2 separate regions of the Mus musculus genome follow, and region 2 is linked to region 1. A link is a loop called in an ENCODE intact Hi-C map of the cell type or tissue named here. Cell type or tissue: heart. All regions are shown on one strand. Each heading gives the region's core, and the rest is flanking DNA. Links, peaks and the distances in the headings are about the cores only. Region 1 holds the start of Arglu1 (arginine and glutamate rich 1). Region 2 has its middle 110 kb from the start of Gm39127.

Evidence for each region. A loop is a pair of places that touch in the nucleus more often than their neighbours do. Peaks named below come from ENCODE experiments on the same cell type or tissue, not always from the same donor. Only the 100,000 strongest peaks of a DNase experiment are listed, where the experiment ranks them.
Region 2: a loop joins it to region 1, with 2.3 times the contacts of the local background. A loop is called at or near these places in 2 of 42 quality-filtered maps.

What each region holds. Positions count from the first base shown.
Region 1 is chr8:8,683,860-8,699,747 of GRCm38, forward strand. It overlaps Arglu1 (arginine and glutamate rich 1), which reads right to left and starts at 6,678. Exons shown (of 4, transcript NM_176849.3): 1 at 6,118-6,678; 2 at 1-114. The coding sequence starts at 6,458. It overlaps Mir7654 (microRNA 7654), which reads right to left and starts at 6,303; the gene lies at 6,234-6,303. In heart, for the core only: no CTCF peak of the experiment used is centred there; DNase peaks (open chromatin) are centred at 6,112 and 6,692; H3K4me3 peaks cover 3,079 bases; H3K27ac peaks cover 2,005 bases.
Region 2 is chr8:8,824,048-8,839,935 of GRCm38, forward strand. No RefSeq gene overlaps it. Among named protein-coding and RNA genes, the nearest start is that of Gm39127, 110 kb to the left of the region's middle. In heart, for the core only: a CTCF peak has its summit at 7,347 (motif pointing right); no DNase peak of the experiment used is centred there.

The sequences.
Region 1 (15,888 bases), core at 3,378-11,377:
TCAATTTCATCCTTCCTTTTCTCCAATTCTTCTTCTACCCTTTTTGCTACCAATTCTTCCACTCTTCGTGCTGTTTCTTCCTCAATGAGTTTTTCTTCTATTTCCTGCTGCCGACTAGCAAATAAAAGTAGAAAAGACAACTTAATATTTTAAAGAACCTAAGAATTAGAAAACTAACTTTAAACCTACTACTAAACTGAGTCTCATTTCTTATAGCCTTAATAATTATATAGCTTGTTTTCACACCACACTAAAATAAATAAATAAATGAATGGATAAAAAACTGCAGCCAGGATAAGTAATACAGAAATTCAAATGGAGATAAAAATCTTTGGGGGGGAGTCCACACATTTTAAATCTAGAAAAGCTAGTTAGCATAAAAGAATCTAAATCATTAGATTTATTAGGGACAGTAGATCTGAAACAGCATCTGCCTCTGCTAGAGCCCATGGTGCACTTAAGCGGCTCTATCCAAGGTCGAGCTGCAGGAAGCTGCACTCACTTTGCCTGCTCCGTAAGTGAAGAGCAGACAACAGAGACTACCCACTAACAGCTGTGGCCTTTACTCTGGGTTCTGAACTTCTAATCCTGCTGTGCCTTTTCCCTCTTGGATATTTTAAAGTTGTTCTGGAGGTCAGAATAGAAAGGTAAAAATCTATTGTATTATCAAAGCTAAATTAAGTATATTAGTATTCTCACTATTTTAATTCCATTGACACAGTGTGCTTATTGACTGGAAATAAATTTTTTCTAAAACATCTACCAAAGGACTGTCATAGAAAAATTGTACATTTTGATAGTCACTGGTCCCATACATCTATTTTGAGGTTGGTAGGAGGAAAAACCTGAAATGATCTTCCATTTTTAATCAGATGTTAAATGTAAATATTTTGGGTAGACTGGAAGCACGTTAACACCACACTGACCTTTAAGTATAGCTACTAGAGAGTAGTAAGACACACATTCTGATCACATGTTTCTACCTAGCAGTGGGCTAAGCAGTACTATGTGAAGAATGAACAAATTCAAAGGTTCTTAATGATGTATCTAAAACCAAAAGAGGGCAATTTATTAATACTTCCCCCAAATTATCAAATTAACAACAAAAAAAAACCTTACAACTTTTACCTTTAGAATCTATTTGACATACAATGTGAGAGTATGACATACAGTATGAGAGTCATTCAACTGATATAAGATGTTGTAGTCTCATGTGACATGAGCATTAAACACTCTGATATATTTCGACTCAATTCCTACCCAAGGGCTTATCCCATCATTTCAGTTTCTACACTTACCTCTCCTTTTTACGAGAGAGAGTAGGTAGGACAGTAAGTCTGGTTTTCCTCAAGGTCTTAGTTATTTCCAACAGTGTAAGGACTTATCTGTAATTTTAATATTTCCTTCCCAACTACAATTTTCCAACAGTGTATGAAAGCCTAAGGTTTAACACATCCCTCCTTTTTAACTTCCTATCAAATAAAGAAATAATTAGAATAAGCCCTTTGTCAAGCCACCTGGTAAGAAACAGCAGATATCCTCTAAAATGACAAACTACCCATGAGAAACAAAGACAATGAACACATATCTCAATTTAATAGCAATCATATAGAGTGGTTTTCCTATCTACTGAAAAGGAAAAAGAACGATGGACTACGACAGCAACTTTAAACTGTATTTTGGGCCACATGAGGATAACAAAGATTACTGTGCACATGCAAAGTTTCCGTTCCTTCTATAAAATCATGACGCTCAATGTGGTAAAACCTAAGGAACTCCACTTAGTTATCAGGGGGAGGTGGGGCAGAGAGTGCTAAGCAGCTCCCATCAAGACTCAGATGACAGAGACAGGCTGGGAGGGAGGCAGGCAGGCAGATAAAGGCCTAGGAGAGCTCATCAGAAGAACAGGAAGCTCTCAGTCACTTTACCAGGTATTTGGTAAAAGTGCAAAAGACCCTTTTTTGGAACAAGCAGTCAAGCCCCCCCTAAGCAATAGAGCAAGAGACAGCAATGCCACCCACAGATGTGGCTGGTATGAAAAGCCAAACCCATTCAACTTTTTACTTTCAGCAAGAGTCAAAGCAGCTTTACCTGTCAGCTATGGCAGTCTTTATTCCCAGTGATCACACCAGAGGGCAGGTGACAGGTAATAAGCTGCTCAACTAAGGTGTCAGATCTATCTAAGTGTAGCTCAGAGGTTTTATAGTCTAAAGCAGGGCTGCTGGTCTCCCTTTGTTCCTGGGGGAACTGTAAGGCACCCCAGCATGCCTCCAATAACCTTATTTATGCACCATAAATGAGGAGTGGGCAAGGTCCGGGCTTCTCAGCACTGCTACAAGCCTCACAGAACATAATTTTGGTTATTATTCTCAAAAAGACTAAAAATGCATCTTCAGGACCCAGAGATAAATATCGAATCTGTTTCTAGAGTCTGTGGCAAAAAAAAAAAAAAAAAAAAAGTTCAAGGCCATATTATCTTACTCCCTTTCTACATAAAACTCAGAAAACCAACAGGCACACAGACAACCAATTTAGGCAACTAGAGTACATCATCTTCACTGATGGCCAAAGTTAACAGGAAGCCAACAATAACAACACCATTAGCCCAACCCTTCCATTAAACCAACAATCGTTCTTCAAAAGGCAGCCAAAGCAACCCTGGTCCTGATCTCACAGAAAGACTCACAGATTCTCTGAAGCCTCTCCTCAAAAGCTGCTGCCCTCAGTGCCAGAGTGCCTTGCTCACGGGTTCCTTGGGAAGGGGAAGAGAGGTTGTTCAATCTTGCCTTTCTCTAATCTTTGTCTCATCCCTGGAGCCCAGTGCTTAGCTAAAGAAACTCCTAGGACAAGTTATTGAATCAAGATCAAGGTTTTATCAAGTGGCAACAGGTCCTCATTTTTCTCATGTATTTCAAAGATGGTAATTGATTAAATAAACCAAACCAGGGTTGGCTAAGTGAGGGCACTGCTCGCTAGGTAGAACTGATGCTGTATTTTAAGACATCCTAAAAACAAGGAAACTCAGATCTTGGAACCTGTAGGAATTGCTTAGTAATTACTAGTAAACACTAATTACTTCATACCTAACAAGGTACTAAACACTGGGCCACTTGTGTTTATGTAGCATGCCATTATTTAAAACTCCTGTTTCTGAGGTAAATTATAGCCACTCTACTGAACAGGATGAATGCTGTGTGGTGACATAATGAACCTTAACAGACCCGCAATCTAATGGGCTTAAATCTTTTGTACCCAGCAGTTTCTCCAGGAAAAAGGTGAGGCAAGGATGGGAAGAGAACCAGTACCAAAGTGACGCAGAGGTCTTGGTGCTGCTCCACCACTGTCTTAAAAGCTCTAAGCTCCAGAAATATATAGGCTCACGGAGTAAATTCATTCCAAAGTTCTTTACCCTCAAACATGAGCTCTGCTTATTTGCCTAAGAATCATGAATTCCAGTTCACCTGGGATACTCTTGGGCTCCTGATTTGTAATTCAGGTAACACTAAGAATTGAAACTCAGACGTCACTGGCTGGAGGAAGTTACCAGGCCAATGATATGATTTGCTACAGGTTATTCGTTATCTTTTTTCAGCAGTTAGCACAACTTAAAAGAATACATAGGAAATGTTAATATTGGTATAGTACATGGATGGGAGATCACGATACTTGGCTGAGATCCAAGGGCAAGAGGAAGATCTGATTCAATTTTGAGCCATGTGAATTAGCTCCTCAAAAATGTGAATAAGGGGGCTGGAGAGATGGCCCAGAGGTTAAGAGCACTGAGTGCTCTTCCAAAGGTCCTGAGTTCAAATCCCAGTAACCACATGGTGGCTCACAACCATTTGTAAAGAGATCTGAAGCCCTCTTCTGGGATGTCTGAAGACAGCTACAGTGTACTTACATATAATAAATAAATAAATCTTTTTTAAAAAATGTGAAAATGTAAAAGCCCACCTTTTAATTATGTTATTGAATTATTTTAATGAACTAAGATTATAATTACTGGATTTCTTATTGAATTATTCAGCAAGCTGTGCCTGGAAGCATGGTCAGTTATACTCAGTAACACTGACTGACTCACTCTCAGGAAAAGAACTAAGTACTTGATAGCATCTCCAATCTTCACAATAAAATGGGACTCCATTTCACAGACGAACTCAAATGATTTCTTTAAGGCCTTGGAATTATACTAGTCTACTCATCTAACTCCAGACTCCATGAAAACATTCCAGGCACTCACAGACTTTTAGCATCACCATGTCCCACCCTGGACTATTTTTTTTTACTGCAAATATACATTCCCTGATGTTTTTTTCAATCCTTGGAACCAACTGCTCTTCTCTTTATATAGTCCCCATGGCACTCTATCTATTCCCCAGGTTTTATTAACAGAGTAAAGCCCTGTCTGTCACCACCTTAGTTAGCTAAGCTCTTTCTTATATACAGAACCTAGGTGTGTCAAGGGCAGACTCCTGCTTTTCCCTCTCAACTACACTGCCTGACAGTCTGGTCTCATTTAAAGCAACGGAAGGTAGAGAACAGTTGCAGTAATAACACTATAAACCTGACAGCTAACTCCAGTGCTTTGCCTGTATCCCACACCCAACTGTACGAATACAAATACTCAATACTTTTTCAGTCAGTTCCTTTTCCATTCTTCCTTCCACTTTGTTCTCTCAGGGAACCAGGAAGACAGCTTACTCCTTTGGTCCACACACACCCTACAGGCCTGACAGCCTCACCATCGCCTACCCTGCATTCCTGATGAGATACTCCCGCTGAATTTACTATAGTATTACCAGCCATCTGAGCTAGAGCATGTCAGAAGGAGCAAATCGATCATCTTCCTATCAACTGACCCTGGCACTTATTAAAGGTTCAGTAAACTAGCTGAATGAACTAGCCAACCAATATTTGTAAGCAAACTACTTTCCCTCACTCCCAAGGCACCATCTCCATTGTCTTTTCAGTGTATTCTCTGCAAAACATTAGACCACGTTGGAGCAGTGTCTAGTGGATATGGAGAATTTAGTATTAGCATTGGCTGCCAGCCCTGTCCCTTTCCCTTCTCAATGCTAATGGCATAGTTGAACACAGCTCTATCGATGTTTCATTTCATCCTATGCTGTCCACGTGCAATGTGATGACTCCTTTGTTTTCACGTGGAGAACTGTCAACTGTCACACACAACTATGTCTATGTTCTACTAAGCTACAGGCTTGTTCCAGATCCTAACAGGATTCTATGTGGCCAAGGTGTACTGAGAAACAGTACAAGCCAAGACCCCAGTTCCACTACAGTGCTTCGCTGTGTTCAATCCCTTACCTCCCTCCTAGGGGCTTCTGGAAAACCTGCCTACCACAAAAATCTGCCTTCTATTTTTTTGCAGAAAATAGAAACCCCTACACAAGTCATATACACAAACTACCTAGTTCCTGCTTCATAACCACTTATTCAAGTCTTCAGTTAATTACTCCGGAAACGATGGCTGGCTTAACAGGGAACACATATGCTTAGTATTATTGCTCCACGTGGCTGGGGCGGGGGGGGGGAGGGGGGCTGGGCACATCTTTTTTAAAAAAGTACTTCACAACGTTCAAGTTTACTCTGGTTGGGTCATCAACACCTACTTTCACATCGAAAGCCGCCTCACTCAAAACCACGTGATCTTCCCCCAAATTTCAAGTCCAGTCCCCTGATGGGAACCGGTTTTGCCCTAAGTGAAAAATTCGGATAAGAGCGCTCTGAAACTAGAAGCATTTAGGCGGGCAAACAGCAGGGTCAACAGTAGGGTCAAGCATGCTCACTAGAGGGGCTGAGGCCAAGACAAAAAAGAGAGGGGCCGGAGAGGCACCCCGGGTGTCCGCTGCAACTTTGTGCATCTGTCTTTGAACGACCGTATGAAAGGAGGTTCAGAAAGGGCCCACACTCTCAAGCCGGGCGCGCCCCGGGACGGACCCCCGCACAGGTGCCCTGCGCTCCAACGCCTCGGGCCCGGGGATCCGCAGCCCCGCCAACCTCCCGCCTCGCGCCCTCAACTCGGACTTCCGGGCCGGCGCTCCCGCCCCACCCGGCCCCCGTGAGCGCGCCCCGCGCCTCCAGCCGCGCGCCCCTCACATTTTTCGCTGTCGCTCGAACTCCGCCTTCTTCTCCTCCTCCTCGCGCTTCTGCTTCTCGTCCAGGCTGCTGCGCTTGCTCACCGTGCGCCCGAAGATGTCGATGCGGTCGGGCGGGGACGAGGCGCGCTCCCGCTCGCGCCGGGATGCCGCCGCGTTGGTGGAGCGCGAGCGGGAGCGCGACTCCCGCCGCCGGTTCCGTTTGCTCTCCCGGGACTTGGAGCGCTTCCGCACCCGCTCCTTGTCCCGCGAGCGCGAGCGCGAGCGGCTGCGCTTCTTGTTGTGCTTGGAGCTCTTGGTGTGCTTAGAGCGGGACGAGCTCCGGCTCCGCGACCGGCCCATCCTCGCGCCGCGCGGCGCCCGCCGCCTGTCGCCCGCTGCCCGCCGCAGGCCGCCCCCTCGCCGCTGGGAAGCGCGGCCCCCCGCCCGCGGACCCTCCGCCTCGCCCCAAGCGCACCCGCCACGCACACGGCCGCCTCCGCCGCGAAGGCCTAGCAGGCCCGGCCCGGAGTCCCTAAGATGGCAGCTGTGGCAGCACCGGCCGCCCTTCCCACAATGCCCCGCGCCGAGCGTGCCGGCACGAGCCCCGCCCCCTGACGACGTCGCCTAGGAGGGCCGGCGAATGCGGCCGAGCGCGCTCGGCTCTTTCCGCCGCTGCGTGGCAACTAAAGAGAAGAATGCTGGCCAGCCTTCAGGTCTTTAACTTTCACCTCAACAAGACCCACGAAAACCTTAGGAGTTGGAGAATATTTATGATGAGCCTTGGCTGAAAGACAGGATAAGGCCCGAGTAATTGGGAAAGTCCTGTTGTTTCCTTAGCCAGCATTGAGAATGTATCAATTGTGAGTTGGATGTGGTGGTACATGCCCAGAATTTTAGCCCCTAGAAGATGGATCAGAAGGACCAGTTGTCCAAGGTCAGCCTTGGCTATTTAGTAAGTTGGAGGCCAGCTGGGGTTGCACACATACATACATACATACATGCATGCATACATACCAACCAGAACAATTAATAAATTGTTAATAATTTATTGTAAACAAACAATAAATTAGAACAATGCCCAGAGGAGTCCCAAGTTTTCTTAAGAATGTATATGTTAGAGCCAGTTAAATGCTCTTAATAAAGTTTTATTTAAAAGGTTACAGTTTTGTGGATTTTGCCAGCCTGGACTACATAATGAGCTCAAGGCCTAGTCCCAGAGAGCAATAGCTCTCTTTAAAGACATCGAAAAGAAAAATGGGTAGTGGCCTATCTCAATGAGTCTTTTAGTTTTTGAGCTGCTATAGCAAAATACCAATGACTCATTATTTTATACCCAAGAGAAAGTTGTTTCCTACAGTTCTGGAGGCTGAGAACTCTATTAAGTAGTGGATCTGTTTGTGCTAAGGATTCTGTCTGAGCTTCCAGCAGGAGACCTTAGGAGGGGAAAAGAATGCATAAGATAAGGGTTCCCTTGTAAACATCTTAAGAACACTAGGCCAAAAAAACCCCAACCAAACAAAACACACACACACAAAACACACTAGTTGCATTTTTTTTTAAACCAAAGCCCCAGGGCTTACTCTCTTTCCCAAAGGGCCCACCTTTTAATGCTGAAACATTGCATATTAGGTCCAATTCATGAAGTTTAGAGGAAGGGTTCTTCTGGAGGTTCAAAGGCAGTAAGGATTCCACTCTACCTCTCTGTATGTGTGTGTATGTGTAGGTTTTTTTGAGACAGTTTCTCTCTGCAGCCCTGGACAGCTCTGTGGTCTATCATGGAACTAGCTTTGTAGTCCAGTTTGATCTGGAATTCAGAGATCTGCCTGCCTCTGCCTCCCAAATGCTGGGATTAAAGGCGTACACCATCACCATCGTAGCCTCATTCTTTCTTTTTATGTGTGTGTGTGGTGCTGGGGATGTAACCCAAGGTCTTTTTTTTTTTTTTTTTTTTTTTCTGAGACAGGGTTTCTCTGTGTAGCTGTCCTGGAACTCACTTTGTAGATCAGGCTGGCTTCGAACTCAGAAATCCGCCTGCCTCTGCCTTCCAAGTGCTGGGATTAAAGGCATGTGCCACCACTGCCCGGCATAAACCAAGGTCTTGAGCAAGTGCCCTGGCCCGTACCACCTTCTTATGAGAGTTGAGTGTAGTTTCCCTCCAGGCTCCAGAGCACCCTCATCTTCATGACATCTGCAGACATTCCATCCTGTGTTTCAAGATAGACAGGAGTTTGAGGGTAACACCACCATCAGACTTTCAGTACCTTAGCTGGCTGTCAGTCACTTTAGCAATATTCTGTCTTGCTGAGAAATTCCCCTTGAGAGAGGCACAGTCCCCTGATCTGCCTTTCAGCAGTGAACCCATGCCAGGCCCAGCACCTGGAACACAGGGTGAGGGGACATTTGGCTAGCATCATGAATCAGTAAATAAATACAACAATCTTGTCTGGCCTCCATAGTAATGTAAAACAGCTTTCTAGAGAATTTTAAATGACAGGATTTTGCACACCTTCAACCCAGAGTAAGCCACTTTCATCACAGCTCTCTCTGGTCATTGAATCTGGAGAACTCTAACTTCCAAAAACTACCTTTTGTTTCAGTCTGAAACTGTTCTTTTCTGAACAATGCAAACAGCCTTTCCCCTAAAGATAAATGACCAGATATCTAATTCTTCATCTGAAATGGAGGCTGGGAGATCTAATACCATCCCAGGTTAATTTTAAGTGTATTCAGAACAAAAGAAGGCTCTCAGCCCGGCCATGGTACTTTAATCTCAGCACTTGGGAGGCAGAGGCAGGCAGATTTCTGAGTTCAAGGCCAGCTTGGTCTACAAAGTGAGTTCCAGGACAGCCAGGGCTACACAGAGAAACCCTGTCTCGAAAAACCAAACCAACCAACCAAACAAACAAACAAAAAAGAAGGCTCTCCTGTGCTTCAGGAAGAAACTAACAGAATCTTTTACTAAGGGAAAGGCTCTTCTGTGTGCAAAAAGCACACACAAGTATGAGATGCAAGGATCTGGGACCATCCTGTTCAAATGGCAGAGCAAGAGCTGTTGATGGTACCAGGTTGAAAGGCACAGGACTTCCTTCCCAGAAATTTGTTTGAATTGCACAGGATCACAGAACAGTGACAAGGTGGTAACACGGGCTGATCCCTGAGAGCTGGGACCAGTAACCAGTCCAAAGTCAAGGCCAAATCTAGAGCAAATGTAAATGTAAACATCATAAGAGAAGGCTTTTGTGGACCACTGCAGCACAGAGAAGCCCTGGCCAGCTCATCTGTACCGATCAGGTTAGGGAGTTTTTAGAGTTAGGGAAAAGGCGGTCCTTCTCAAGACAGTATTTCTGGAAGCTCTGGTGCAGAGAAGGAGAGCTGAGATAGCACCCAGAAGGTTTGAGTAGGAGGCTGGCCAAGGCCACAGACACCAGGAAGAGAGGCGAACTTAACTAAAAGGTCGACTAGCAAACACATTCTCATTCCTCCCTGAAGACAAAAGAAGTCAGCTCATGAAGGAGGCAAGGAAAAGACCATAAAGGGCCTGTGTGTAGCCACATCACAGAAAGCAAGAGCGCTTCAGAGAACCTAATTTGAAGCACATAAGGAAGGGGGCTGTCTTTGCAAGCAGCCATATCCTGAACGCAAAAGGTAGGACATTTTCTGGACCTTCCCCGTGGTTTGGGGGCACCCGGCTTGGATATAAGTCCACTCTGCCAACAGGAAGGCACTGGAAGGACAGCTGAATAGCGTTCTTTTCCACATTCTCCGACCCTCTCTATAGAGATTTTCCTTCCCTCTGGAGACCTGCTTTCACCATTCCTTGTAAAGTCGCTTCCTTAGTAACTTTCTCCTGTGTTGGTTTACTAATGGTGTCTTTGCTTCTCCAGGGCATTTGGACAATCACCTTGCTGGATGAGAAATTCTTGATTAGGGAGTTTTCCCATTTCAAAACTTTGAATGCCGATGAGTGATCGGCAGTCCCCTGTGTTGCCTTTTCTTCTTGCTCAATGGGCAAAATCATCCCCACCGTCAGGTCCTCCAAGAGTATCTCTTTTTGCTGTTCTGTAGTTTAGAATATGCCCACTGATTCATGTTAGATGAGTGCTTCCCGTGTGCCAGGCGTAGGTCTGACAGGGATTTCCCAGGGAAGGACAGATACGGGGGCTGTCCCTCTTTCAATTCTCAGTCAGAGAGGGGGATATTACTGAAGTGATTGACAGCCAGCTGTGGTTCTAGGGACTCTGATGTGAATACCACCCTCATATTTCTGTTTTTTTTTTTTTTAATTCTTACTCTTCTTTCTAAGACAAAGTCTCACTCTGTAGCCCAGTCAGATCTTGGACTCCCAGAGATTCACCTGCCTCTCCTTAGAATCAGGGTTAAAGGATTCTGCAGTCTGATAAGATAGAGGGGGAGCCTCAATGAAGGGTTTAGAATATGTCTTACTGTTCATGGTTTCCTAGGAAACTAGGTTTGTAGCTGGAAAGGGGGCCTCATGAAAATGATAACTTTACTGGAATTTTTCCCTTTATTTTATTTAGCATGTACACGTGTGTATGCACATGCACACACACACACACACACACACACACACGTGTGCCTGCCATGGTACATGTATGGCAGGCAGTCAGAGGGAACTTGTGGGAGTGCCATTCTTCTTTGGCTGTATGAAGGAGAGCCCAGGTTATAGGGCTGGGGACGAGCACCTTTTGCCCACTGAGCCGTCTTGCTAGCTGGCCCATGTTGGAATTCAGTTTCTCCGCTTCAGCCAGGCTCCTTCCCCCATCTCCATTTGATTTCCTTCCCACCCTGCCTTCCTTCTGGACTCTGTCTTAGTCTCTCTCAGGGTCTAGGTTTTCCTGGAAACTCCTCCTTCCATAGCTCCTGGCCCTGGCATGTCTTTACCTGTAGTCCCATTATTTCGCAGAAGCTCACTGGGGTGATGTGGAAGTGTGTGCTATACTCAGGTTTCCTTGTAGGCATGAGCCTGTGCCCCTGGGCTGTGTCCTTCACAAGTGTCTCTCAGGCTGAGGCAACCATGAGAGGACTTTTCTTCTGTCTTTATAGTGAGAAACCGTAAAAGTCCCAGAAGGAAAAAACAAACAAACAAACAAAAAAAAAACAAGCAAATGTGCGCCACACCAACAGGGCACCCAGGAGTTTTTAACTCAATTTAATCTGTGCCTCGTCTCCAGCAGCCATCAAAGTCTTTCCACCTATCACGGGCTTCAGCCTCAAGCAAAGTAGTCTGCATTCTCTACCTAACCCTCCAACACCCGTGGCTTCAGCCGTCTCAAGGTCCACCGCAGTCTAAGCACATTCTACCGAAAATTCAGAAGCAAATGGGTCTCAGGCTGGAACCAGCACAGTGCTGTGAGGAGCAGGATAAGGTCTTGTACTTCACCCTCCCTGCATGCAAATCATCTTTTTGTTCAGGGGACCCATACAGCAGAAGCCGCCTACCCCAACTACTTAGTAGCCATCTTGGTTAAACCCTCTAGAGGTATGCACTATGTATAGGAAAGCATAGTATATATAGGAGTGTTGTAGTGTGGTTTGATGAATCATTTGGAGCATTTGGTGTGAGTCCTTGTAGATATGACGTGGCTGCTGTTATGTTGAAGGGCCTCTTCCATTTTCAAGGTGTCGTGTGTGGTTCATCCAGTGACCACAGTCCTGTGATGGAGCTAAGAAAACTCACTGATTTTCTGTTTCTTCAGCTTGTTCTTATTGTATCGAGGAGAGACATTCTAAGGTCTGCGTGAGTTTTGTTGTTTGTTTTACATTTAGACAAACAAGGAAATATGCCCTTTCCTTCCCCCAAAAAGTTGCTTTTGGTCATGGTGTCTCTTCACAGCAATAGTCACCCTAACTAGGACAGTAAGCTACTCATTACTATAGCAAGTACCGGAGATAATCAATTTACAGAGAAAATATTTATGTTAGAGGTTGCAGCCATAATTCATGATCCTGTTTGCTCTGGTAAAATGGGATTGGCACACATATCCCATTGGCAGAGCACATGATAGAAAAACAACACAACATAGGACCATGAAGTGAAGGTGAAGAAGAGCAGGTGCAGGAATCTCCCCCACCCCCAGGTACACCGCCGTGGTCTTCAGGCTTCTCCTAGACTCCCTCTCCTAACACTTCCACCATCTTTCAGGTGCATCAGTCTGGGGAGCAAGCCGTCAACAGAAGGGCCCTTAGAGGACATCTACATCGTGAGGCAGGGGCATGGCGCTAAGGTAGGACACACTGAAAGTGAGTCAGCCAGGTTGGTCTTCAGATCAGAGAAACACATAGCTTACTTTTATTTAAAAAAAAAAAACACTTTAAAATATCCACATTTTTATACATAAAGTCTCTTGTCATATTTTTATTTTTAGCAACGACAAAAAACAAACAAACAAAAAACCTCCTGATGAGAAAATGTACATGAGGCAGAAAGAAGGGATGAGTGTGATTAATTACCTAGATTTTCCCTGGGCCACTGCACTACTACACAAGTGCTTACTGCCCTCTGAAATTGTATGGCATTTAACAAGTCCTCCTGAGATTGCCAAGTGATCGCCCCTCAAAAAGTCTATGCCGCAGCCATCTAAAACTCAGACCCAGGTTTTATTTCATTTCTCTTTTGAAATCAAACAGAGTATTTTGGCACTCATCGGCCTGGAGTAAGGATAAAATAAACTGGGAATGGATTTTTTTTTTCTTCCTAGCTCACCATCCAAAAGTCTGTAGTAGGAAGAAATACAAGCCACTTCCTATTCCGACTTCGGAATTGAAAGTCACCATGAAGTGGTCATTTTTTTTTTACACATGAAGTGGACCAGGTATTCAGGCAGGTCACAGTTCGAGGGGCTGCCCTCTGCCCTACAGTGTCTGGGGCTGAGTTGAGAAGACCAGATGGCAGAAGTCAGAAGAGGCAATGTGCCTGCTTGGCCAGCTGATGATGCTTGCTGAAGGGTTCTTCTGTCACATGTCTAGCAGCCCACACTGTCTAAACTCTCAGCTGTGTCTACCAGCTGTACCTACCTACCTTTAACTCTTTATTGATTGGTTTATTCTTATTTTATGGGTATGAGTGTCTCCTTCCATATGTATGTGAACATCACATACTGTTCTATAGGCCAAACGTGTTGGGCTGGGAACATAGTTGTGAGCTACCATATGAGTTCTGGGAATTAAACCCAGGACTCTAGAAGAGTAGCCAGTGTTCTTAACAACTCAGTTGCTTATCTATCTATCTATCATCTACATGTTTGAGACTTGATGTCACTGTGGAGCCCTGAATGGCACCCAGACTGGACTCACACTTGCTCTGTAGGCTGCCCTCAAAAGTGCGATTGCCCTGCATTTTCCTCTCAAGCACATGACAGGCAGGCACTTTAGTTAAGATGACAGACAAGCACTGCAGTGTCCATTCTGTTATTCTGAGCGAGATGCTATACCTCTGTAGCCTTTAATTTCCTCAACTGCAAGACTGAGGGCTGCTGTGCTGGGTGGGGTCCCCACGGCTTTCCCAGAACTATGATTTGCTTTCTTCCTGCAAGTACGCCAATCAGAACATTAGCAATTCCAGACTGGGTTTAGCATGAGCATTCATTTGAGAAGATGTTTTTGTGGCACACACAGCAGTCTAGGACAGAGTGAAGTAGAAACACGTACAGTCTCGATCCTTCAATTCAGTTCTATCTCATTAGTATTAAAACTGTCATTTATCAGAGCGCTGCTGCTGTTTTTGGTCTCCTTTGCTGTCCATGCTCACAGTTTTCACCTTGCATGGCGGCGGTATTCTGACAACATCTTGCTGTTGTGACCCTGGCTGGTCATGAACAACCCTTAGTTAGGGTTTCTGTTGCTATGACAAAAACACCACAATCAAAAAATAAGCTGGGAAGAAGATGGCTTGTTTAGCTCACACTTCCATATTGCTCTTCCTTAATGAAAGATGTTGGTACAAGAACTCCAACAGGGTCAGAACCTAGCGGTAGGGTGATGCAGGAGCCGTAGAGGGTGCTGCTTACTGGTTTGCTTCACATGACTTATTCAGCCTGCTTCCTTATAAATCCCAGGACCACCAGCTCAGGGGGATCTCATGAAGGCATTTTCTCAATTGAGGGTCCTTCCTCTCTGATGACTCTAGCTTGTGCCAAGTTGACACACAACCAGCCAGTACGGAGACATTGACATGAGCTCCTTCAGCTCTCTGTGAAAAAGGCCTCCTACTGTGCCCACTAGAATACTTGAGAGTCAAGCATGATGGTTCATATATGTAAGCCTAGCATTTGATAGGCTGAGTTAAGGGGATGACGTATTTAAGACCAGCCTGAGACATAATAAAATCTTGTCTCCTGTTACTGAGGCTATGGAGCGCTCCCAAAAAGGGACCTAGCATGACACACTCCAGAAGACCCAACAAGCAGCTGAAAGAGTCAGAGGCAGTTATTTGTACCCAACCAATGGACATAAGCAGGTGACCCCGTTGTTGAATTAGGGAAAGACTGAAAGAAGCTGAGGAGAAGGGCGATCCTGTAGGAGGACCAGCAGTCTCAATTACTCTGGACACTGGAGATCTCTCAGACACTGGACTACCAAACAGACAGCATACACCAACTGATATGAGGCCACCAACACACATATAGCAGAGGACTGCCGGGTCCGTGTTCAGTCAGAGATGATGCACCTAACCCTCAAGAGACTGGAGGACCCAGGGAGTTTAGAGGTCAGGTGGGGGTTGGGGGGTGGGGACATCCACATGGAGACAGGGGTGTGCGGAGGAGATATGAAATGTGGAGCAGTAGGAGAGTGGGGGGGGGAGATAAAATCTGAGTGTAAAAATTAGTTAATTAATTAATTAAAAAAATAAAATAAAATCTTGTCTCAAAAGAAACAAAGAAACAAACACATATTCAGCAAAGGAGGAGGGCTCAGGATATAAGGTTTAAGGTATCGGAAAGAAAGTTGCTGTGGTTAGCAGGCCCAAGCATCAACGTGAAGTACACTTTTAGTCCCAGCACGTGGGAGGCCATGATGGCTTGAATAGTCTTAGCCCAAGGAATGGCACTATTAGGAGTTATGGCCTTGTTGGAGTAGGTGTGACCTTGCTGGAGGACGTATGTCACTGTGGGGGTGAGCTTTGGGACCATCCCCCTGGCCAAGTGGGAGCAGTCGTCACCTATTCGCCTTCAGAACAAGATTCAGAACTCGCAGCTCCTCCTGTGCCATGCTTGCCTTGAACCAGCCATGCTCCTACCTTGATGATAATGGACTAAACCTCTGAACCCGTAAGCCAGACCCAATTAAATGTTGTCCTTTATAAGAGTTGCCTTGGTAATGGTGTCTGTTCATGGCAATAGAAACCCTAACTAACCCTAAGGTACCACTGACCTATTTGTTTCCTTTACTTTACGGGGCTAGCTAGGGCAAGAAGCTGGTGGCTTTGGACCTCTTGTCTAGGAGGGTCCACTGCTAAGTCACAGAATGACTGCTTGAACCCAAGACACTGACTCCTGAGCCCACACCCATCCACTGGCCATAAACATGTAAGGTTTTCATGTTTTCTTTCTATCCATTTAGCAAAGAAGCCTTGGTATCGCCTCTTTCTGTAATACTGCCCCTTGCTTCAGTGACCACTGCTGCCCTGGGACGTCACACTGTGTACAGAGCCCACTGCAAAATGAAAATGTGGGGTTCTTATTGCAAACAAACAAACAAACAAACAAAACAAAACAACAACACAAAACAAACTGAAGTCCTGTTGGAGACACTAGCATTTAAAGCTTTTTGC
Region 2 (15,888 bases), core at 4,006-12,005, 140 kb after region 1:
GGGAATTCAAGAGAAATCATAAAGGAAAAAAAAGAATTATGAATCTTCAACTTGTGTGTGTGTTTGTGCAGAGGAAAAGGGGACCTATGCTTACCTCCTTTAAAACAAACTAATTTCATTATGTTTTAGTAAGAATTAGCTATTTTTGTGAACCCAGCATAAACACACTCATACAAAAGAATGTAAAATCAAACATTCTCCCCTACTGTTTCCAGACAACACCATTAGCATATTGTTCAACTTCTTTTCAGAAATTGTCTCACATAAGATTTTAGAATCTGTTCTAAGACCTAATTTTATATTTTGAAAGTTTTAATTATAAAAGAGATTAAAAACTTGAAGTGGGCAACATATGGAAAACTGGCCTAGAATGGGCTCTCCTTTTCCATGTGTTGGTAGATGCATGTCTGTCTGCCTGCCTGTCCGTATCTGTCTCTCTCTCTCTCTCTCTCTCTGGTGTGTGTGTCTGTGTGTCTATTGCTAGGAAGGGATCCCAGAGCTTTGCCCATGCCAGGCAGGCACTCTATCACTGAGATATACACCAGTCCTTGAAATCAACATTTTGTAAAGTAGTGAGATCTGGGTCTTGGAACCAGCTGTGTAATTTTTCAGTGTTTAACTCTCAACGCTCATTGTTCCTACTAGAGAAATGGGATAATTACACATATGGATCAAAGCAGTAAGCTTACCTCACAAAAGTGTATCCTGACAGAGCCTTGGTCTGGGTTAGCTCTTTACCATCCTTCCCTATCCAGGGGCTCTGAGAAAGCCCACACAGCTAATCGTTTGTTAGCTGCAAGAACCTTTCCTCTCACCCTCTTGTTTTGTCATTTTAAGCTTTAGAGGGAATCTTGGGAAGGCATGTCCAAATATGTGACTGACTCTGAGTTCAGGAGTAGCTCAAAATGAATCCATCCACCTGATGTGTATATACCAGGGGTTCTCTAGCTCAAGGTGGGAAGGAGCAGGGAGGTCGATCAGTTCCAACCTCTGGAGAATGAAGATGCAAGACTCATGTCACCAGTACAGCCACTGGCTTGAAGCCCAGCCGAGTTTCCTGCTGAGCATTTGGAGTCACCCAGCTCCAAGCCTACCCTTCACAGAATTTTCTACATTGGAGTCTCTGATTTGAAAACTAAGACTCTCTTGCTAACAAAAATATTCAGAAACAACAGCTGTAAACAATATTGTTGTTATAACGAGTTTCAGGAACTTGAAAGCATTTCTTACGGTCTCCGTTTAATAATGCTCAGAGATATTGCCTCTCTCTGCATCCTCAGATGACGATCCAATACACTGTCTGTCTCGAGTATTTATAGATCCCTCTGGAGCTCCTGTTCTATTTTAATATTTTTTCTGTGTATGTGTGTGTGTGTGTGTGTGTGTGTGTGTGTGTGTATGTGTGTGTGTGTGTGTATGTGTGTGTGTGTGTGTGTGTGTGTTCGTGTGTGTTCGACTGTTTCTTAAAGAAGGACTTTAATTGTACCTGGTATTTGCCAACATTAAATACAAGTATCTCTTATTTTTCCTTCCATATCCACCATGATGGGTACTAACAGACACATGAGGCACAAGTTGCTACAAGAGTTCTACGTGTAAGAGAAGCATTCTTGAGTTAATGCTCAGGTGGAAAGTATGATGGTATCCTTTGCCCATGACAAAGTTAGTGCTCCCTTATACTCAGCAAATTTGCCATCTGAGTAGATTTGACTACTTGCATTGTTGATGAGTAGAGTTGTGAATATTCACTATGTCCTTCCAAAGCTATTTACTGTTTTCTACATTTCCTATAGTGAACACTCACAAATGTTGGGAAGTGATGTAATTCTACAAAGATCCGATGTATCAGATGGTCCAGTCATGCCTACAGCACTTAATACTATATCCTTGGGTTGTGATCTGCATAACACGCAGGTTCTTTTGTGGATAGGTTTTGGGGTTTATATTACTTTGATAGATTAGAAATGGCTCAAGGTCCGGCATGGAGTCTTCCATTGTTGAGTTATCCCTGCCTGTCAAAAAAAAAACAAAAAAAAAAAAAAAAAAAAAAAAAACCAAAAAAAAACCTCTACTATTGTCAGTGAGCCACTCAACTGACCATAAGGAGAAATGAACAGGGATTAATAAATGATACTTCCCTTTCCCCATCAAATTTACAGTTCACCGTTACATACAAAATGTATAAAGCCCATTCTGACCAAGCTTTTATTGGATTGTTAATGGTAGCACTGATGCAAAAAACTTTTACGTGAAAAAGAAGCAACTTCTCCCCGACTATAGCCAAGCACAAACAGTTCTGGCTTTTCGAGCACTTAACAGGTAATTTTCCTTCTGTGCTTCTCCTGGATGCTGCTCCGATGTGGGTGTGGATGATAAAATTGACTCAGTGCCAAAAGCCCCAACTATCTCCAGCAGTTCTTGCCCCTTGAGAGTCCGACTTGCTGTGGAAATCCCTCCAAAATCAAGGCAACATCTGTGATCTTAAGCCTGCCATCTGTAATAGGTTTCTGTTAAGATGAAAATCTGATGTAAATGATGGAACTGAGGACCTCAGACTCGATGCACAGAACCGCCATCTGTGAGAAGAAAAAAACCCAAACACCTTGTTTGTCTGCTCAGAAGAGATGTGGAGCTTGGAAATAGAAAGGAGACAGTTAGGCAGCAGTGGCCGGAGAATCTCAGAAGCCAGGCATCAGTACAGGACTTAAGGGGGACTAGTTAGAAATGTCTCAGTGATTTTCTGGGTGAGGGGCATCCCAATTCTTTTTAGGCTCAACGGTGCTTGCACACGTCTTCCTTGTTACTGAGGCTTCCGCACTGTTAGAGGTGTTTTGATGGGACTGGTCCACAGGGCACAGTGTATGTAGTCAGCAATCTTTAGCCCAAGGCATGCTCGAGGTTAACAGAAGCCCTGAGCACTCCCTGAGGCCCAGGGCCTCTCTCTGTGTCTGGCAAGAGAACAGTAGTACACGCCCTTTGCCTCACACACAAGGACAATCCTCCTTGGGAGAATGGGAGGTGAGCCAATTTGCTAATACGAAATGAGCAGAAGTATTATGAGCACTCCCCGAGTAATTAGGGAAGGTGATACGAGCAAATTGGAACCTCAGATGAACTCCCTAGGAAAGACGTTGTTCACAGGCTGAAGGAAGCTGAAGTCTGTGGGAGCACCCTTAGAGTATGACGTGCGGGGAGGGATGAAACCAAGGGTGGTTCCTATGGATAAACCACGAGGGGATGCTATTGGTGCTGCAGAGGTGGGTGTGGATATCCACCCACCTGGGGAAAACACCAAGGGTAAACAACAGAACTCTGAATAAAGTAGGTTATTTTGAAATACACCAACACAATCTGGTTATAGGGCATCCATCCATTCAAAGGCATGGCTCGCTGTGGTAAATGGGACCACATGTCAAGGATTATCTTAGTGGACATAGGAGATTCTCACACACGTCCTACATGGGCATTTTGTGGAGCTATCAAAACTCTTTTGTTCTTACCTTGTGCCCATCTTCCAAAATCAGTGTGTCTGCTCTTGCTGAGGCGCCCGGGCACACTGCCTGACCAGTGGGCAGGTCCTTGTCCAAGTAGCCAGATCTCACTCTTGCTAGGGAAGAGCACTGTTTACTAAAATAGTTTGTCTTTAGATGCCAAAGGAAATCAAATTGTAATCAAAAGCTGAGAACAGGCTGAAGTCATCAAGGCTGTCCACTCCAGATTTGGCATCTCTGCATGTTCCCAGGCCTATTAACTACGATACGTTTACAAAAGGGAAAAGCTTTATTGCTTTCAGAATTTGTTTTAAATAATGGCCCAGCGAGGCACTGATGCAACAGACCGCAGTGGCGTCTACAGTGGTTCCTGTAGTTTTCAGGAACACAGAGATACAGGGAGGGAGGGGGAAAGGTTTTATCGACATGGCTCGATAAAGACAGAATGTATTTAGCTGAACTTTGAAATCACAGGAGATGCTGACCAAACTACCAGGGAGACTCTGCTGTGGTCAGTGTATTGTGCCAGTGATGTGGAGAGATGCTAGATCAGTGGGTAAAGGCTCCATCCCTGGGACCTGCTTGGCAGCAGAAAAGCAATTTTTCACACCACAAGATTTTACTTCCCTCCCCACTCTCATGCCATGCTATATCACATACATGTACCCCCATACATAAATGAATAAATATAACATACAGAGACTAAGGACTAGCCTAGTGGGGGTGGGATTTGTAATCCCAGTGTTTGGGAGGCAGAGACAAGAAGATCAGAAGTTTGCCGGGCGTGGTGGCGCTAGCCTTTAATCCCAGCACTCGGGAGGCAGAGACAGATGGATTTCTGAGTTCGAGGCCAACCTGGTCTACAAAGTGAGTTCCAGGATAGCCAGGGCTACACAGAGAAACCCTGTCTCAAAAAAAACAAAAAAAACAACAAAAACAACAAAAAGAAGATCAGAAGTTCAAGACTGTCTTTGGCTATAGGAGGCCTTGTTTTAAACAATGAAAAAAGAGAGTAAAAGGGATGGCTTTCCATGTCCAATATATATAGAAGAAAGTACGATCCAGTGGTTCTCAACCTGTGGGTCGAGACCCCCGAAGAATCAAAACGTCCTTTAATAGGGTCGAATACCGGATATCCTGCATATCATATATTTACATCACAATTCATAACATTAGCAAAACTAGTTATGAGGTAGCAATGAAATAGTGTAATGGTTGGGGTCACCCCAACATGACTAAATGTATTTTTAAAAGGGTTTCAACATGAGGAAGGTTGCAAATCACTGGTTTAGAGAATAATCCTAGGATATTTCATTTGTTTGAAAGTTTTTTGGTCTGTTGTTGTTGTTGCTGCTGTTGCTTTGTTTCCTGCCGAAAAGAACTGATTTCTGTTAAAATGGAAAACGCTAAAGAAAACTGTTCTTTCCGCTTTCAAAGCAGGATGTGTGCAGTTGGTCTCTGTCTCGGGGGCTTTGTCACAACTCTCAGCAGTGACTTCTCTTTCTCGGGTGATTTTTTTTTTTTTAATGAGAAAATGTTAGGCAGTACAGCAAATCTGAGTAGAAGTCACAGGGTAGGACGGCATCCCCATACTCTAATTTATTTCTTTCTTTTAATTCCATTTAGCAGAAAGTTAAGCACCCCATTTCGGCATGCAATTCCCCTAAATAAAAAGAAAAAAGAAAAAGAAAAACAAAAGAGCCGAAAGCTTTGAGGACTAATGGGCCAGCCAGCCGGGGCATCTCACTGTAACATCGTAGTAAGGTTTATATATGGAGTCCGTTTTCCGTCTTGGCACCAATTCACGAGTGCTAGAAGCAGGCTACTATAAAATAAACCCTTCGCCTCAGTGCGGCATGGCCGAGCTGTCTTCTCATCAAGCTGCAGCTTTGTAGTATGTGAGTTAGTCCGGGCCAAGGCTAGAGAGGAAACGATTATCCCACCAGAGGCTCCGAGGGGAGAATTAAAGTCATCAGAGCTGGCAGGGCTAGGCCTTTTCTTTGAACACAGGAATCCTGCTTCAATTCATCATGACCCCTCGTGGAGGGTAGTGGGGAGAGGACACGCTTGGATTCTTCCTGTACCAAAGGAGTCATTTATAAGGTCTCTTCTCACCCTCCAGAAATAGGAGAGACTAGCTTCTTGGCAGAGGGAGGAAGGAGGAATGTGCGAAGTAGGGCAGAGAATCTACAATGGAGTTCTTCAAAGCTAGTCTAAAATGCAGTGGAAAACCTATCCTAAAACCACCCAGGGCACTCAAGGAAGCAGAGGTCGGAGGTCAGGGAGCCAGGGTGGTGCTGGGTCAGGGTGCTTGGCCAAAGTGAAGCAGCTGTATTTCCTTTTGAGGGTCACCTCTGACTCCTCATGCTGGAAGTGTGGACCACTGCCTCTGGCCTTGATCAAATATTGTGATCTTCCAGGTGTGCCCTAGTACCTGGTGGAGACAGCCACTTGGGGAATATGGGTAATCTCCCCAGTGAGAGGGTCTATCTCTCCATAGCTTCTCTTTATAGGCAGTGACCTACATTGCGATGAAGAGAATAACGTGTGTCCTGCCTAATTTAGGAGCATACCCAGTGCCCTTGGCAAAATGACTGTCCTCATCTTTGTAAGGATCACATCCTGTGGAGAGACACCTCGGCAGAAATTTAATCCAAAGAAAGTCTTTCCTCAAAGTCTAGTAATAAAAGAATAAATCTGAATAAAATACCAAAATACTGTTTATAGATGCATGCTAGGAGCTTTTTTATGCCCATCAAAAAAAAAAAAAACAAAAAAACAAAAAAACAAAAAAAACAAACCAACAAAAAACCCAAAACCCAAAACAAACAAACAAAAAACCAGGGCCAAGAACCCCACAGGAACCCCCACCGCCACAGACATTTTCTAGAACCTCTCTCCTTGTTGGTTTTTTGTTTGTTTGTTTGTTTTTTAAATGAGCATTAGTTTTGTGATCCTGTGAAGTTCTCCAGAATGTCAGCTGAAAGCTTCTTGTTATCACCCAGGCAGTACAACCACAGCGAGGCACTAAGAATATAATACAGTGCACGAGCGTTATTGCCGGAGATCATTCAGCATCAGGCCCCAGCCGCCATGCAGCCACACAGCACTTCCTTTGGGGGTGACCTAATGTGGGGAACAATACAGAACACATAAATGGATTTCCTCCCCTTTGGTGACTGGGCTGTCCCCATTGTGTATCTTTATGAGGCATTGAAAACTGGGAAGTGTCTTGACAAAGGGCCTCTCCGGCCTCCAGGATCGATGGCTCTTTCTCACTATTCTTTGTTCCTCAGATAAGTTCATAGATTGTTTTCCCTGTACAACCGGGGTGCTGACTAAGCTCGGGGTGGCCACCACTAAACTGGGCACCAATGGTTGGACTGGCCAGTGGCCAGTGGCAAGACCCTTTGGAAATATCCATTTATTGTCACTGAATAGATTGGTTCATGGGACCTCTGTGGTTGGTCAAAGCTGGGGGTAGGGGGCTTGGGGCAAGATGTGGACTCTATGCAGTTACTGGGTTATTCAGAATAAGAGCTCAGAGTCAGAGTCTAGTTCAGTCACGGGGCTTCTGTCTGATATGTGTAAAGGACAGGGTTCTACCCCTCAGGAGAGAGAGAGAAACGGACAAATTGGGACAATGAGAGACTGAGAGAGTAAGAGAATCTAGAATGAACCCTCAATTTTTGTCCTGTAACCAGAGAATGTTCTGTCCCTCCTTCCTAAACCAAGAGGAAGGAGGGGCTTCGACAGTTCACTCACAGTGCTTCCAGGGTACTGAGTGGGAGAAGAGAGGAGCCATCATCCAGCTTAGAAGAGGTACTTCTGATCCATCCTGCCAGACAGACACCAGAGGCCACCCTGTGGGCTGCCCTGGAACTAAACTGAAACACAGAGGCGTTCATGGGTTCCATTCGTATTTACTATGAGCGGAGCATTGTGAAAGAGGCAGATGTGTTAAAGACACACTCCCACACATCAGGATTACGTCACGGCCAGATTTAAGCACCCACAAGGTCTAAATGACTTCATCACAGAAAGGCCATTGTCTTGGATCCTATTATATGACACGGCTCTTTTCTTGAACATTCTTGGCTTGCCACCTGGACTCTGCCTTTGTTTCCTCTTTTAAACCTGGGACACACTTGGTCAAGGAGCCATTGTGTGTTATTGTGAAGGGCACCTTCACGTCATGGCTCACATTCCTTTATCTCTCAGATGAGGGAGTCTCTCTGTTGAGGCTGAGACCCTTCTGGATGCCCCGAGAGTGGTCAGAGCGATGTGTAAAGGCTGACCAAGCTATTTGCTTCCTTGTTTTAAGTAATTCCTAAGCGTTGCTCCTCAAGACCAGGCTCCATCACTCTTCAGTTACTCAACTCATAGAGTTCCCAGGCTGTGGCAGTCTATGACCTAATAATCATGGGCTAGAAATCAATGTCTAGACAAGGCCACCCAGTTGGGGGAGCAGGGTCCAAAGGCTGGTACCGGAGTCAGAGGTAGCCACTCAGTTGTTAGTGGTCCTGCTGCTATGGAGATATAAAGTTGATTAATAAATAATAGTAATAGTAATGAATATTTAAACTGAGCCAGGCAATGGTGGTACACACCTTTAGTTCCAGCATTCAGAAGACAGAGGCAGGCAGGCAGGTCTCTGTGAGTCTGAGGGCAGCCTGGTCACCCTGAAATTCCACAAGGGCTGCTGAGGTTTTCTGACATCTTACTTTATTGCTCTGTAACTTCATCTTCCCAGATGACGCTGTGATTCAGCCGAGCCTGACCAAAACTGATTTCCACATAAACTATGCTTTGTGCTTTAGACCTTTGTTGATACGTTGTTGTTTTTATAATGGTATACATCCTACACGATCCCTCTGTCTTACCAGTTTTCTATCATTTGCTTTGTTTCTCTTTTGCCTGCTTATTGTCTTGTGTGAACAATCCAAGAGTTTTCAACATGTTCACAGGGTCCTTCGAGCATCTTCACAGCCAAATTCCAGGATGTTTTTTTTTTTTTTTTTTCACAAACCACTAAAGTAATCCTGGACTCACCAGTAAATACTTTCCATTTATCAGCAAGGCAGAGGGAACCTACATTGAAAAAAAATGTCTCCATCATATTGGCCTGTAGGCAAGTCTGCGGGGACATTTTCTTGACTGATGATTGATGTGGGAAGGCCCAGCCTACTGTGGCTGGTATTATCCTGGGCAGGTGATTGTCTAAGAAAGCAGGCTGACAAACCATGGGTTGTGAGCCAGTAAGCGATCCTCCTTTGTGGCCTTTCCTTCATCGTTCGCCTCTAGATTCCTGCCTTGAATTTCCTACCCTGACTTAGCTCAATAATGAACTATAAACTATGAGCTGAAATAAACCCTTTATAGAAACCTAAGTAATACAGAAATTGACACCATAAATTGAATATTTCCATGGCAGACCTGACCATGTTGCCTTTGGGAGGATTGTAGTGGCATTTGGAACTTTGGCTAGAAAAGCCATCAAGTGCTCAGAGCTGAAAGGATTGTTCTCTGTAAGTACTTGACAGATAACACAGGGAGCAGTGCAGACCACGGAAGACTGGATCGTGATGTTTCAAAGGGAAGCAAAGATCATCACACTGATCCTTTGAATTGAGAATCTGTAGTTTCTGGTTGACCAGAGTCAGGTGTGGTTAACAAGAGACCTTCATCACTGAAGGCGAAGTCTTCTAGAAGGTGTTTCCTCAGAGTCAGCACACAGAAGCTGTGGTCCAGAGAGGGCCAAGGATGCCTCTCAACCTGCCATCCGAGCTTGGTAATGTGTTTGTGACACTGGTTTTGGTGTCATGAAGGCTGCAGGATTGAAGAGACTATGCAGAGCCGATGAGGCTTTGTGAGAGGCCAGGAGAAGCCATTGGTGAAGGTGCAGTCTCAGTTGCCATAGGAACACCAAGATTGAAGGGTCATGGAAAGAAGTTAAGGCTTGACACTGTATAGCAGGATCTAATCCCGAGGAGAGGCCACTAGGCCCTGGGTGCAGGTGCAGGTCTAGTGGCAGTGGAGACACCAGCATTGTCTACACCATGGGATGTCTACTCTCCTCCCTTCCCCTCTCCCTCATCTGTTCTCCCCTCTCCTCCCCTTCCCCTTCTCTGTTCTCTTCTTCTCCCCCTTCTTTGTCATCTCTCTCCTCTCCTCTCTTCCCCTCCTCCTTCCTCTGCCCTCCCCTTTCCTTCCCATTTCTCTTCCTTTCCTCCCCTCTGCTCTTCTCTCCCCCTCTTTCCTTTTTCTTTCTTCCCCTCTCTGTCTCTCCTTTTCCTTTCATTTATGCAGTACTAGGAATTGAACTCAGGACCTTACCAGACAAACACTTTTCCTTTGAATTGAGCTATGTTCATAGCCCTGATAAAAAGCTGTTTATTCCCTTTGAGATCGGAGTCTGTCAGTTTCCCAGTTGGTGTGTGGTGTGTATATGCAGCCCTCCCGCCTCAGCTTCCTTAGCTAGGGTGAGGCCGGCACCTGCACAGCAGATGCATCTCCTACTTTTTACTGCCTTCTGGAACACGTCAGTCTTTAGTTTTAAAGAACCTTTGTTTACCTTTCTCTTCTTTTATGGCCTAATTCAAGCTCATGAAGATGTAGAAGGTTCCCACTAGGAGTTCCATGGTTTATATCCTGTTAGGTATTTGATCAATTTTGAGTTAATCTTTTATATCATTTGGAGGCCCAGCCTCACTATGTAAGATGTGGGTACCTAGCCACATTCTTTCCACATTCTTTCTTCTTGGCACTCTTACTGATGACCAACGGATGACTACAAGTATACGGCTGGACTTATGGACTGGGCTGAACCCTGTGCCTCCATCCTTATGGCACATCTTGCTGTTTTCATTACCATCTTGCTGCAGTAAATTGTGAATTTGGGAAATGTGACATCTCTAACTTTGTTCTTTATTTGAAAGATTATTTGGGCTCTTGTGGTTGCCTTGCATTCCCTTGCATATGAATTTTGGGATCAGTTTGTCAACTTTTGCCAAAAAATAAAAACAAAAGGAAGAGAAAGCCAGCCGGAGTTGCGATGGGCCACGTCTTGAATCTGTGGATCAGGACAGGGTTTGCTTGAATCTGTAACACAGGATTTGCCATCTTTACATCGTTGTCCTCATTTAAAACACATGAGATATTTTCCCATGTATTTATATATTCTTTGATTTCCTTCAGTGGTGTTCTGTGGTTTTCAGTATCTGTCTCTCATGTATTTCGTTCAATTTCTCTCCTCAATATTTTATTCATTTTGACATTGTGTTTAAGTGGAATCAAGTTCTCGATACTGCCTTTGTGTTGTCCATTGTTGGCGTATAAAATAAAATTGATAATTTCATATTGATCTTTATAGTTCTAATACGCTCGCTTTACCCATCCCCCTCTTTTGCTGTTTTTTCCCCCCTCTCTGTGTGCATTCTTGGACAATTTCTCCTTTCTCTGGCCAATATCTCCTCCTCCGTCATCCCCCCCCCCTCCTCCTCATCCTTATCTGACAATGAAAGTAGTTTTACTTTTTCTCTCTCTAATCTAATACTTTGTACTTAAATTATTATTTTTTAACGGTGTATATGTGTGTGCACATGTGTGTGTGTGCGTGTGTGCGTGCACGTATGTGTGAGAGTGTGTGTGTGTCTGCACATGGTTGCATATGCCTGTAGAGCTCAGAATCAGGCATCAGGTTCGCCCGAAGCTGGACTTACAAGCTGTTGTGAACTGTTCAATGTGTGGTGAGGGTGACCAGTCCTCTGACATAAAAGCTCATGCTTTTAACTATTGAGTCAACTCTCTATCCCATTGTCTTTTTTTTTTTTTTTTTTTTTTTTTTTTTTTTTTGGTGCTAGAAGTAAACTTGGTGGCTGGAACCTCCCAAGCAAAGCCACTTAAATGGGCAAGAGTTTCTTACCTGAGGCCTCAGGTTCTCTCTTCTTCACCATCGGGGTAATGTGATTTGCTCTTTCCTGTATGTGCTCTGAAAAGGTTGTTCAGGGTTATGTCTGTTCTTGTTTGCTGTGTTATTTTAAATCCTTTCTCTGTCTTCTTGTTGTTGAACATCAGACATTTAGAGTAATATAGTATGGCCAACACAGAGCTCAGCTCCTCTGTCCCAGGATTTGTTGTTCTGTTGTGGAACGCTATATATTTTGTTTTGAAAATCTACAAATAAATCATATTTGTAGCTGCTAACTTTTCCGTTGGTTCATGTTCAATAAGCCTAAGATTAGGCTGAGAATGCCTGAAATATCTTGCATCAATAATTAACCCAGAAGCCATGATGCTCTGTGCCTGCTTATTGGGACATACTTTCAATCATCCAGGAAGAAGGTTTCTACTCATCGATAAAATTTACTTCCCAACTTTCAGAAGCTTCAGATCCCACAGCAGCAAGATTCTGGGGTCTTCTCAGGCCTTTTCTGAACCGGTTCATAGTTTTAAAAAGTACCTCTCCTTGAAACCCAGAAGTACATTGGATCACTCAGAGACTGTCTATACAACTCTCTCCCTAGATTTTCCTTCGTGTTTCTTCTCTTGGTGGAGAAAGACTGTGGGTTGACCTAGGTTGCATAAAGTTTAGCGAATGCTCTACAGCTAGCCACGCCTCCAGCCCTACAGCAAGCCACGCCTCCAGCCCTACAGCAAGCCACGCCTCCAGCTCTACAGCAAGCCACGCCTCCAGCCCTACAGCCAGCCACCCCTCCAGCCCTACAGCCAGCCACGCCTCCAGCCCTACAGCAAGCCACGCCTCCAGCCCTACAGCAAGCCATGCCTCCAGCTCTACAGCAAGCCACGCCTCCAGCCCTACAGCCAGCCACCCCTCCAGCCCTACAGCCAGCCACGCCTCCAGCCCTACAGTCAGCCACGCCTCCAGCCCTACAGCCAGCCACGCCTCCAGCCCTACAGCCAGCCACGCCTCCAGCCCTACAGCAAGCCACGCCTCCAGCCCTACAGCATGCCAAGCTTCCAGCCCTCTGCTTCAGCAAGGTTTCAGATGTTGAACTACCTTGGGCAGCCATAATGTAAGCAATCTCTAGAGACTATTTTTAGACAATGCCCTTGGGAGTCAACTTATTCATATTTTGATAACAAAGTCTTGTGAAATATATATGTAATTTTGAGAGAATAAATAAAAATCTTTAAAAGAAACTAATAATGTTAAAATCTGCCTTATTTAGCTTAGTACAGTCGGGCCGCTAACATTCAGTGTTTTAATCTTTGTGAGTTCAAGCAAGTATAATTTGAAACTATTTAGGGAAAACGTGCATCGGTACTGACTACGTACGATTCTTTTCATGCAATTACTCCATAAATAACAAAGTTGAGTGGTTATAGGTCATTCACGGTGTCCAGGGAACCGCAAACGCTCTAGAGTTGCTATAGGATGGGTTATGTTCATGGTTTAATAGAAGGGGCTTGAGTACTTTTGAGTGTCATTTGAGGGGTGGGGCTGCTTCTGGGAACAGTTCCTTGAAAACTACCAAGGAATGACTATATACCCAGCCAGTATGACCCAAGTAGAAGGTCCTTAATAGGCATGTCTACTGGGTCTCCCAAAAGCATAACTCAACAGCGCATGCCAATTTGTTTAATGCTTTTTTCTTTCTTTTTGGAAACAACTAATCTATTTTTATATTTCACAAAATTAAAAGATCCTTTGTTCGCGTTGTTCTAGACCAAAAGATTTCCAGTAACCAAATGAGGTTTCGGTTAATTTTGTTAACCTTTATTTTATGTTTTGTATTGGTTTGCCTTTGTATGTATGCAGCACATGTATGCAGTGCCTACAGAGGCCAGAAAAGAGTATCTGCCCACTGGGGTTGAAGTTACAGACAGTTGTGAGTCTGCTGTGAGTGCTAGGAATCAAATCTGCATCCCCTAGAAAACAGTGAGGGACCCTTAATCCTGAGCCATCTCTCCAGACCCGACACTTCAGTTTTAAATTTTAAATTAATGAAAATTCAATTAAACCTTACACCGAAGTCCCAGGAGCTGCTAGCCACCGTTCAAGTACTCCACGGCCATGCTATAGACAGCTCAGACCCCGAGGGCAACCTTCGTAGGTTCCTGCGTGAGTTGGCAAGGTGCTTGGCTGACAGAGAGCAAGCAGTGAGTGTTTGTTGGGTCGATTAAATGAAGCAGCTGAGACCCAGTCAGGTTAAATGACACGCTCAGCAATTCCAAGATTCTAAAGTGTAGCGATATAAACTAGACGCAGGCTCCCTGGCAAACGGCGAAACCTTAAAATAGGATCCAGTGTTTGTGTTTCTTAAAACGAACCAAGACTTGGGTAGCAAGAGATCTTTCTGAAATGTTAGCGAATCTAAGTGGTTCTTGGACACAGAGAGGGAGAGAGGACTCTGAATTCTTTGAAGAAGTCTTTGAAGAATTCATGAGACATCACACCTGAGTCTGCAGGGCTGAGGGAAGAGGGTGCAGCCGTGACAGAGCAGAGGACGGGCACAATGATTTTCCTACAGATCCCCACTGTAGTCCTGACGAGAATACAATGTAAGAGCCTGAACTGCAGACCCATTTCCGAAAATATGTAACTCTGGAACTGCACGAAGGTGTGTGGATGTTGTCACTTCCGGGGTGGAGCAGCTGTGATCCTGGAGTGTTGTGGGTCTCGGTTGTGTAGTTCCTTGCAGGAGGAAAGGCTGGAGTTTACTGCCTTCCCGGGGAAGTAGGAACGTCTTACCCATTCTCTTAGAGCTGAGGCCTTACGGGCTGGAGAAAGGGCCATGTCAATCTAGTCCATGCGGGGAAAGATAAGATTCAAGAGTCTGAGTGTTGCTCAGGACCTTGCTTTGTGATGCTCCTGCGCTGCAAGAGTTGAATTGAGGATTCTTCCCTTTAACTAACCATTTTGGCAGGGGTCTGGGGGACTGAAGACCACAATTGAGTAAGCACAATGTTACTAGCAGGAGGCAAATCTTTTTTATTTACAAATCTGTACTGTTTGATTATAAGATTTTTATCACATACAAGCGAAATGAAAATGACGGCATGACCAGACATTTTAAGTAAATTGGACCTATTAAAATGAAATACCGTGTATAAAGCCTTTCTAACATCTGTCAAAGGCTATCCCATTCATCTGTTTATATGTCTGCTTGTTTAGCTTTTAGAATTCACAATTATAAAGAAAACATTATTATGTCATAATGGATACATCTCTTACAAAAAGAACGCCAGACAAAGGCTACTTGGCTCAGTGGGTAAAGCGCTTCACTGAAGTCTATCTCAAGCCAGTTGTGGAGCTAGCTGTATCTGTGATCTCAGAGCTCTCACCAGGAGGTGGGAGGCAGAGCCAGAATCGGTCCTGGAAGACCTCAAGTCAAGGGAAGACCTGGAGAACAACAGAACAGATTTTATTTCAAAATAACAACCAACAGCAGAAGCCGTCCTCTATGTCACATGTGTGTGCCTGTACAAACTTGCACATATGCTATGCATACATGCACACAAAGATATATAAAAATTTCTTCCTAGGGGCCATGTAGTCACCCCCTCCAGGATGTTAGTCTCTCGAAGGATTTAGTATCTATCATGCAAAATGCTCACTGTTTCAGGAAACCTAGACAAAACAGGGGAGGGATCCACTATCTGCTTTTTGGTCATTCTTTAAAAACTTATTTTATAACAATGTCAAACCCAAGTTCTGACTTACACAAATACTGAGTAGTATGATGTAAGGAACCTGAGTAGTGAGAGATTTACTCGGATGAAGCAGATGGTGGTGAGTGTCTGAAGGACCACTGTATGCTAAACACAGAACTAGCCACATTGACAACTGACTACTGAAAAGGGCTGTTTTTCTTGAGGAGCAGAATGGCACTCCCTCACCAACGGCAGGAGATCTTGAAGGCTGTTGTGCTAAACATTATTGGAACAGTCACTAAAGGCACTGAGTGAGGTGGCAGGTATTTTAATGGACATCTGAGACATTCAGGGGGGCTGCACATAACTCCTGCTAGGGCCCGAGATACCTGTAAGTTTCACAGGCATCCTCTGTAATCCTCTCCAAGTTAAACGGGTGCTCGCTTCTTTAGCCCTTTAAATGAATCTTTTGATTTCTAGCGCGAGCTAAAAATAACGGAATGGCACACACTTAAAATAAATGGTTGTCTTTTTAGCATAACTGAGGATATCAGTATCACCCCAATTCCTCGATTATTTCAAGGATACCTAGACAAAACCATCAGACAGAAAGGTGGATTCTGCAGATTGGACTAATTTGCTAATATGGTTTTAGAATGATAAAAATTTTATAACCTCAACTTGACATGGAAATCAGGCTTGGTAAGGTTTACTGACGTGAAGATACAAAGAAGCTTTTAGGATGGTACAGGCCGATTTCCAAGTAGAAACCGGCTGATTG